2 separate regions of the Mus musculus genome follow, and region 2 is linked to region 1. The links are chromatin contacts, found by Hi-C or POLR2A ChIA-PET in ENCODE. All regions are on one chromosome and are shown on one strand. Each heading gives the region's core, a stretch centred on a gene start or an enhancer-like site at or near the end of the contact. The rest is flanking DNA. Distances are from core to core; before and after follow the strand shown.

Region 1 (3,879 bases), core at 404-2,903:
TCCTGAGTAAGGGACTAACACGTGAACAGAGAGATCTTATTAGAAAAGGAAAATAGAATAAATATTTATGAATGGATGGGTAGGGTTTTCTGGGAGGATCCAGTGGGGATGGGAAGGGTAGTGGGAGGGAATATGGGGAGAGACAGGTAAAATTAAGGGGCATTTGAGGGGTACACACACACACACACACACACACACACACACACACACGCACACACACACACAGGTCTAAAATGAAATCACTGAATAATGCAAGAGACAATGACACTTCTCCCAAAGCAAACTTCAACAATTTTTTGTTTGTTGGAGGCCGGTTTTCAGGGTTAGTTAGCACTGTCTGACCGAGAAATGTCTACGTTGGTCAGGCTGACCAACAAAGTCATAGAACTCTCCTACATCTGCCTCCCAAGTGCTTAGATTATAGGCATGCACAGCCATGATTGGCTGGTTTAAAGAATTTTAAACAAATATAATTTTCACATATTTTTCTAATATAGACTTTTCTGAAATTATAAGAGAAATATTAGTGACTAGTGCATTAAAACTATCAGCTTATAAATAACAAACCACATTGTAACGCTTAAAATTGGTGGTTAAATTAAAAATCCTACCAATGGAATACATAGATGTAACATTCCATCTTGTAATCAGATGTAGCAACACTATGATCATTTAAAGGAAGCAATTTCTACACTATCAATCTATAGTTTTCATAGTGACATTAATCTCTGCATGCAAAGTTATCCCTTAAATATAAAATCCACTGAGATAAATAAAAGTTTTTAGAGCAATTTCTGAAGACATATATCCTCGGTTGGAAGTCATTTAAGTGAAAAAAATCAGCAAAGTTTGGCTGAAAAAGAATCTGAGGCTCCTGTGAGACACCTGCTAGCAATGTTAACAGACAGTGTTAATTAATATGTAGAATGTGGGATGTCTTAGCAGCATAGGAGCACTCACCCTACAATGAGGAGCGCAGTGTTCACATCCCTACTGAAAACGACATAGAACTCAGGAAAATTAAATCTATAACTGAATTTCAGAACTACAAAAACATGGACCCAGTAACACTAAAGAGACAGCCTTGGAGAGAGAAAAGGTTACAGATGGTCTATAGTGACGGGAAGATATCAGGTCAATCTGTTACTAGCTAGTCATGTGGCTAAGGTAAAAAAAAATTGAATAAAAAAGGAGGAGACAGGGTTTGACAGAGTATGAAGAGCCAGCCAACAGTGACCATCTCGGCTGTATTCTTAAGGCCATGTTCTCTGTGCAACTGAAACACTTTACCTAAAAGTATAGACAGCCACTATATGCAGGGGGGAATTCCTACACTACATAAAAGTTATCGTAAACTTAACTGTTTCAAATAAATTACTTTAAACAACTGTTTTCAATTCCTTTTCACTTCAAAAATGTCACTTATTCTAATGGATCTCACAAAAATCCACTAGATAACCATCACAAATTGTCACTAGAAACAACTCTCAAGACTCAGAGAGATGCCACAGTGGACAATGGTGCTTGCCTGGCAAGTGTGAGGCCCAGAGTTAGGATTCCAGAACTCATGGAGGGCTTTGCAGGTGGCAGGCAGGGAAGCCCAGAATAAGCAGGCTAGCTGCATGAGCCACAATTGGCTGCCTCTAGCTTCAACCAGAGACCCTGACTCAATATAGAACAGCAATCAAGGATGAAACACAAGATCACATGACACCACTTTCATGCCTCTACACACCAGACCTACTTGAGCACACACACACTGTGGGCATCAGGGGAGGGGATGGGGGAGGGGGAGAGGGAGAGGGAGAAAATGAGAGACTGAGAGAGGAAGAGCGGGAGGAGTCCCAGTGAGGATCTAGTATTCAGAGCATAGCAGAAGCCCGAGGCCTCCAAGCAGACCAATGACTCACTGCAATCAACATTCGCAAGTCAAGCTGTGGGGCAAAGGGTATCTGTGCAACATGCTGCAGCTTCCGTGCTGAGAGTCTGTTTGGTTTTGTTTCATTTTATTTTTAGTCTGTTTTCATCTGGGGGAAGGCTGCAAGGGTAGAGAGCAGATATGGACAGACAGGGAGATGTGTGGGATTGGGGTACATGATGTGAAATTCTTAACAATAAAAAGGTTTAAAAAACATACTGTAAATACATTGGATTTGAACACTGGTTATTTGGCAATATTAATAATTATTAATTTTTTCTTGTAATAATATAAAAAAGACTAGAATTGCAATAAAAAGTATTCATTTACAAACCAAAAAAATACTTAAACTTGGTTTTTAAATGCTATTAATAATTCAAAGAGTCAGTGAACATAGAATTTTATTTGCAAAAAAGTTTAGCAAAATAAAAATATTTCTCTTGAGGTAGGTAATATGGAACCTTGTTGTAGAGAAAGCTAGACAATAAATATCTCAGGCTATATGAACTTTGCTGCAATACTTTAACTGTTTCACAACAAACACTAGCCATTGACTCTATGCATATGGGCAAAAAAGCCAGATTCCCACAGTCTATACAGTAACATGCCGAACCCAGTGTGGCCTTGGTGGGGACAGAGTGAGACAGCTTCTGCCCCTGGAACAGGGCCCAGGTGTGAGTCCCCACGAGTGTTGATGGCTGCTGTGGGCTTAAGGCTTGCTTGTGTAATCACGTACAGATTTTCTGGAACCAGTACTAGCAGTGGAGGGCTCTTTTCCTCCGAGGAATGTCCTCCCTGTTAGCGTTAATGACTGCATGGTGGTTAGAAACAGCATGAGTCCAGGAGTTGAGGGTGCGGCTATGTCTCAGCAAAATGGTACAGGCTGGGACCTTCAGGACAGTTCTTAAGGCTATGGGAAAGAATTCTAAATACATAAGTTTGAAAATATGTAATTTTTCAACTATGCAAGAAATAAAATTACAATATGAATTATGAGAGGCTTCATGAATCAAAAGAAACAAAGGCTATGTATGCTATGAGCCAGCTTGTCAGAAACGTACAAAGGTACAAATGCAGGCAGATTCCTAAGTTTGAGGTCAGTCTGGGATAATGTTAAGCTCAGTCATGTTGGAAATGGTAATTTCAGGACAGGGTCTATCTCTGAATTCCTCTGCAATGTTAAGAAAAATATGTATGCTTGCTGTCTCCTAAGAATCAAAGGGCTAGAGAGGTCATGGGATACTGATTCATAGGATAATCAAAAGGAAACTTGGACTAAATAACTGAATTGATACGTAAGTAAAAAACTGGGCTTTTGGACTGCATGAGATGAGCTAACAGAAAGCAATAGAAGCCATCTCTGCACAACCTAGGCCGCCAGCTTGGGCCCAGGACTTGACTTTGAATCTTTCTTTGCACCACTCTCAAGACACCCCTTCTTTCTCTCAGGAAGCCCTCTTCAAGCCGAGGCTGGTCCTGAGCAGTCTGGGCCATGTTATGTATAGAATGAAAAAGGAAAAGCAAGGAGGTATTTACCAGATTTCCTTTGTCGTCGGCCCAACAGGTCTGTAACTGCTTTTCGGAACTTTTTTGCTTCTTCTTCATTGGCAAAATTAAGAGCTACTTGACAAGTCTGAAGTATTTCCATCAAAAAGAACAAACAACAAAGTGCATGGACTTAGCTTTAGATAACAAAAATAATGACAGTTCACAGAAGTCCACTTCTAAAGGAGGAAAGTTACATTTTAAGTAACTTTTAGGGAAAACGCTCAGAAAAGACTATCAGAAAAGGTTCCTTACTTGGCAGAAACTTAACAACTAAATACTTTGTTTTCAGGGGGGGGGGGGAAATCAAGTATGATTTCAACAGAACTTTATAAACAACAAGGCAACTGTGGAGGTCTGAATGAAAATGGCTCACTGCTTTAAATGCCTGACCCCAAGTTGGGAAGGACTAATGA
Region 2 (3,684 bases), core at 879-3,378, 33 kb after region 1:
ATAAAAAGATTTCCCTAAACTGAAAATTATGCAAAAATTAATGCTGCTTTAAGAAATTTACATTTTATTTCTATTAATTTTATGTAAAAAATGAAGTAGTTATTCCTTTAACACCACTTTGAGAGACAAATCAATAAGGGGAACAAAATCCTCACCAAACAACATGATGTAGTGGAAAGTACAAAGTAACTGGGCATATAGTTCCAGTTACATTCCTAAATTACTATGTGACTTGGGGCCAAGAGCTCCATTTTCTCATTTGTTTAAAGAACTATAGAGGACAGACTTGGTTCATCTTTAAAGTAAATTTTCTCCCAAACTCTTTTTCTTCTTTTTTTGAACCACTGTTTTCTACTTTAGTCAGTGAACGCAGTGTTCTTTAAAGTCTAAATTTTAGAACAAGAAATACATCTTAAGTCCGATGGAATGATTTGGTTTCCCAAAGTCGATATGAACAGTCAGATCATGAAGTTAACAATTAATCTGGTAACTTTCCAGAAACTGTCTCCTCTTAACTTCTTCAGCAGGTGTAGTCTGATTCTGACATCTCCAACATTGCCAAGGGAGGATATGAAATGGTTCAGCTCGGCTGAAACTTCTCTGGGTGTTTCCTGGGTTCCAGAGGCACAGGCTCTGTGAGAGCTAGCAAACACGGCAGAAAGGGAGCCGGCTAGCATTCCAACAATCCCCCTTTCAACTCAGTCACCTCAGGAAGATCAAGATAAGGCCTTCACCCAGAGAACCTCCCCACCCCAGAAAGGCCTGCAGCCAACGTAATGAATGCTTCCGTCAATAACACCCATTCCCCTTCCCACAGAACTGCTTGCTCCCAATCCGCCATCTGGGGTTGGAATGGGCCTCCTCACAGCACCAAACTCAGAACCACTTTTGATCCCAAAGGCCGTGAGCTATTAGAAACTGTCGCTTCCCTACGCATGGCTTGGGAGCGAACAGCACCCTACACCCCACCCCACAACGCCAGGGAGGAAAAGAAAAACCCACAGTGGGGCGGAGAGCAGAAACTAGGCCTAGTTTCTGCTGGAGAAATAAACCCCGTTTTTGTTTTTTTGTTTTTGTTTTTTGCAATTGGGAGCAGGCGCATTTCCTGCCCTTGCTCTGATCCTAAGTGTCCATGAACCTGCACTGCACTTTATTCTCTCCCGGAATCCTTAAGGCGGACCGAAAATCCAATTCGCTTCTTTCCCCATCTATTCATTCCTAAAACCTCTAGCATTGTTAAAGAAGATAACCCAGATCCAGAAGTGGGAAGTGAAGCAAGGGCCAATGCTGGGATCCTGTCCTGAGATCTTAAGCTGCTGATGCACGAACAAAATCCCCTTGTGGTCTAGAGTAAAGTTTGAACCTGCAGCAAGGGCACGGACCCGGCCCGGCCCGGCGGACCTGGGCTACTGGGCAGGCCTATGGAGGTGACACTCCCTTGTTCTCCAGCAGCTGGGGGAGGTGGCTCCGGGCCGGGCAGGCCTGCACCCGGAGAGCTGGGTGAGGGGAGCCCCAGGGCCCGGGAGGCTGGAGGCCTGGCCCGCAGCAGCACCCCAGCCGTGCCGAGCCTGCCCCCCTTCTCCCTCCTACCCTTGAGTCCCGTTCCCCCCCAGCCCGAACCCGCCAGTAGACGTTGGGGGGTGGCGACAGGGGGGTCTCGGCTACTGACCACACATTTCTTGCCGAGGAAGGAGAAGAGAGACTCGTTCTCTTGCGGGGTGAGCAGCAGGGAGCCCACGTTGGTGACCCTCCGCGGGGGCTGCTGGCCCGAGCTCATGGTGTCGCCGGTGGGGTGGAGCGTCCAGGGTCGTCACTTCTGGCGGCGGGCGAGCACTCGGGTCCCACTCTGGGTGACAGGGGCGCGAGCCGGCGGTCACAGCCGCAGCATCCCGTCGTCGCTCCTCCGGCGCGCGGAGGCCGAGGGAAGGAGATGACGGCGGGCGCCCTCGGGCCGCGCGCCGACAGGGAAGCTCCGGGCTCCCGCCCTGCTCAGCTCCGGCTGGATGGTCGTTGTCCTAGCACTCCGGCGGCTGCGCTAAACTCCCTACTCCTCCAGTCCTCTGGCGGCGGCGGCGGCAGCGGCGGCGGCGGCAGCCGCACAATCCAACATGGCAGCGGGGGCGGGCGAGACCACGGGACGCGGGACGCGGGGGAGAGCGCCGGAAACTCGGCAAGGCGGGACACCCCCTCGGTTGCTGCGTGCCGGGGCGTGTCCTACCCAGGCCCCGCCCCTTCCGGAAGCGGCAAGGCTCATCCCGGTTGAGGTCTTGTTGCAGGCTAGTCGCCCCCACCAATGACCACCGCGCGCGTGCGCAGACTCAGAGCGAGGCAGGGCTGGCGGGTCTCCTACACTGACTGCCGAGCCGGACGCCCCCTTGCAGCAGCGCCCACCTTTGCGGAGCGTCGGGTCCGCGTAGCCAGTGTTTGTTAGGCATCGAAGCGAGACTCTCAGGCCGCCTGTCAGGGAGATCTAGTTTAGCTGGAGAGAAAGGTCGGCCGGCGTAGTTTCGGTCAGAGCCGCAGGTGCCTCGGGTTTCTGGATCTTAGTCCCGGCCGCCAACGGGGCGTGGAGGGACATTGCTAAGATCAGGATAGACATCTTCAGAGATGTCAAAAACAGAATCGCAAAAGGCGTCCACCACCCGCCTGGCGGATCTCGTGGGATAGGTGTGTGTAGTTTTTTCCTTGCCTTGTGAATTGGAAACTACCCCTCTCAATCTTTCTCTATCTCAAGTTGGAAGCACCTTGTCTCTTTAATTCAGGATGAATGCACGCGTTTGGGAATGTCGTGTAGGAATACACCTTACCTCTTTTTTCCTTACGAGTTAATTTCATGGCTCTGTATTCTAGGTGCAGGGACCTAGGGCCTGGTGCATACTCAGCCAGCTGAGCAATATTCCCAGCAGAAGTAAATAATGAGAATTCATTACTGTGTTTCATAATATTAAAGGTTAGTATAAAATCATTGGTTGAAAACTAAAAAGCTTTAATTTAAAAAAATTGGAATATAGAGATGATAAACCAGATTACAGCGAATTCTATAAAATGTACATCCTACTATTAACATTAATCATACAACGTATCACATAAGTTGTACTAACGATGTTTGCTAATTACCTAGTTCTAATTAAACAGTTGCATATTCAACTTTTATGACAAACTCTGGTAAATTTCTGATAGCTCTCAATACATTGATAAACTATTACCGACGAACTGAAAACAAAGCTGTAAAGCTGCCTATAATGCACATAATGAAATTGGGTGATGAAGAGCAAGCCTACAACAGAGGATGTGCGAATATACTCTTAGGAGTTCTCACATAGTATATGGATATCTCAAATTATGTTAATGTTAACGGAAAAGATAATCTTTAAAAGTGGCAAAACTTTTTAAAATAGTAGGTTTGTGAAAGGCACCATTTGAAGTACAAGAAATGTTTGAACCGTGGGGCTAAGAAACCTGGAAGATGAGTCAGTTTATGATTTGTTAAAAATGCACCTCTTATCAACTGAAAGCATGGTGACAGCCAAGATCATCACAAGTTCTTGAGAAATGTTTCAGCCCTGACATTTTCAAACTCGAACACTTCCTTATCCAAAAACATAGGCTGCGGTTGGTTCAAGGTTGAAGTTCCAGTTAGACGGTTGTTTAAATACATCCGGGAATTGCTTCTCTGTCTCAGGT

The links. Hi-C counts contacts between places; a loop is a spot of excess contacts on that map. ChIA-PET counts read pairs that join two places held with the same protein, here RNA polymerase II (POLR2A).
Region 2: a map of heart shows a loop between it and region 1 (3-fold over the local background). The contact joins the promoter of Wasl here to the enhancer-like site in region 1. A Hi-C loop is called at or near these places in 8 of 37 maps with a recorded cell type or tissue (adrenal gland, gastrocnemius, heart and 1 more). POLR2A ChIA-PET finds 5 or more read pairs at or near these places in 2 of 5 experiments (Patski and embryonic stem cell).

What each region holds. Positions count from the first base shown.
Region 1 is chr6:24,630,383-24,634,261 of GRCm38, forward strand. Wasl (WASP like actin nucleation promoting factor) reads right to left here. Exons shown (of 11, transcript NM_028459.2): 4 at 3,455-3,551. Among named protein-coding and RNA genes, the nearest start is that of Wasl, 33 kb to the right of the region's middle. Within about 2 kb of position 1,654, at least 1 of the 3 ENCODE cell types and tissues checked has a DNase peak (open chromatin) inside an H3K27ac peak, as active enhancers do; it is heart, where a contact is called at or near this core.
Region 2 is chr6:24,662,867-24,666,550 of GRCm38, forward strand. Wasl (WASP like actin nucleation promoting factor) reads right to left here and starts at 2,129. Exons shown (of 11, transcript NM_028459.2): 1 at 1,670-2,129. The coding sequence starts at 1,777.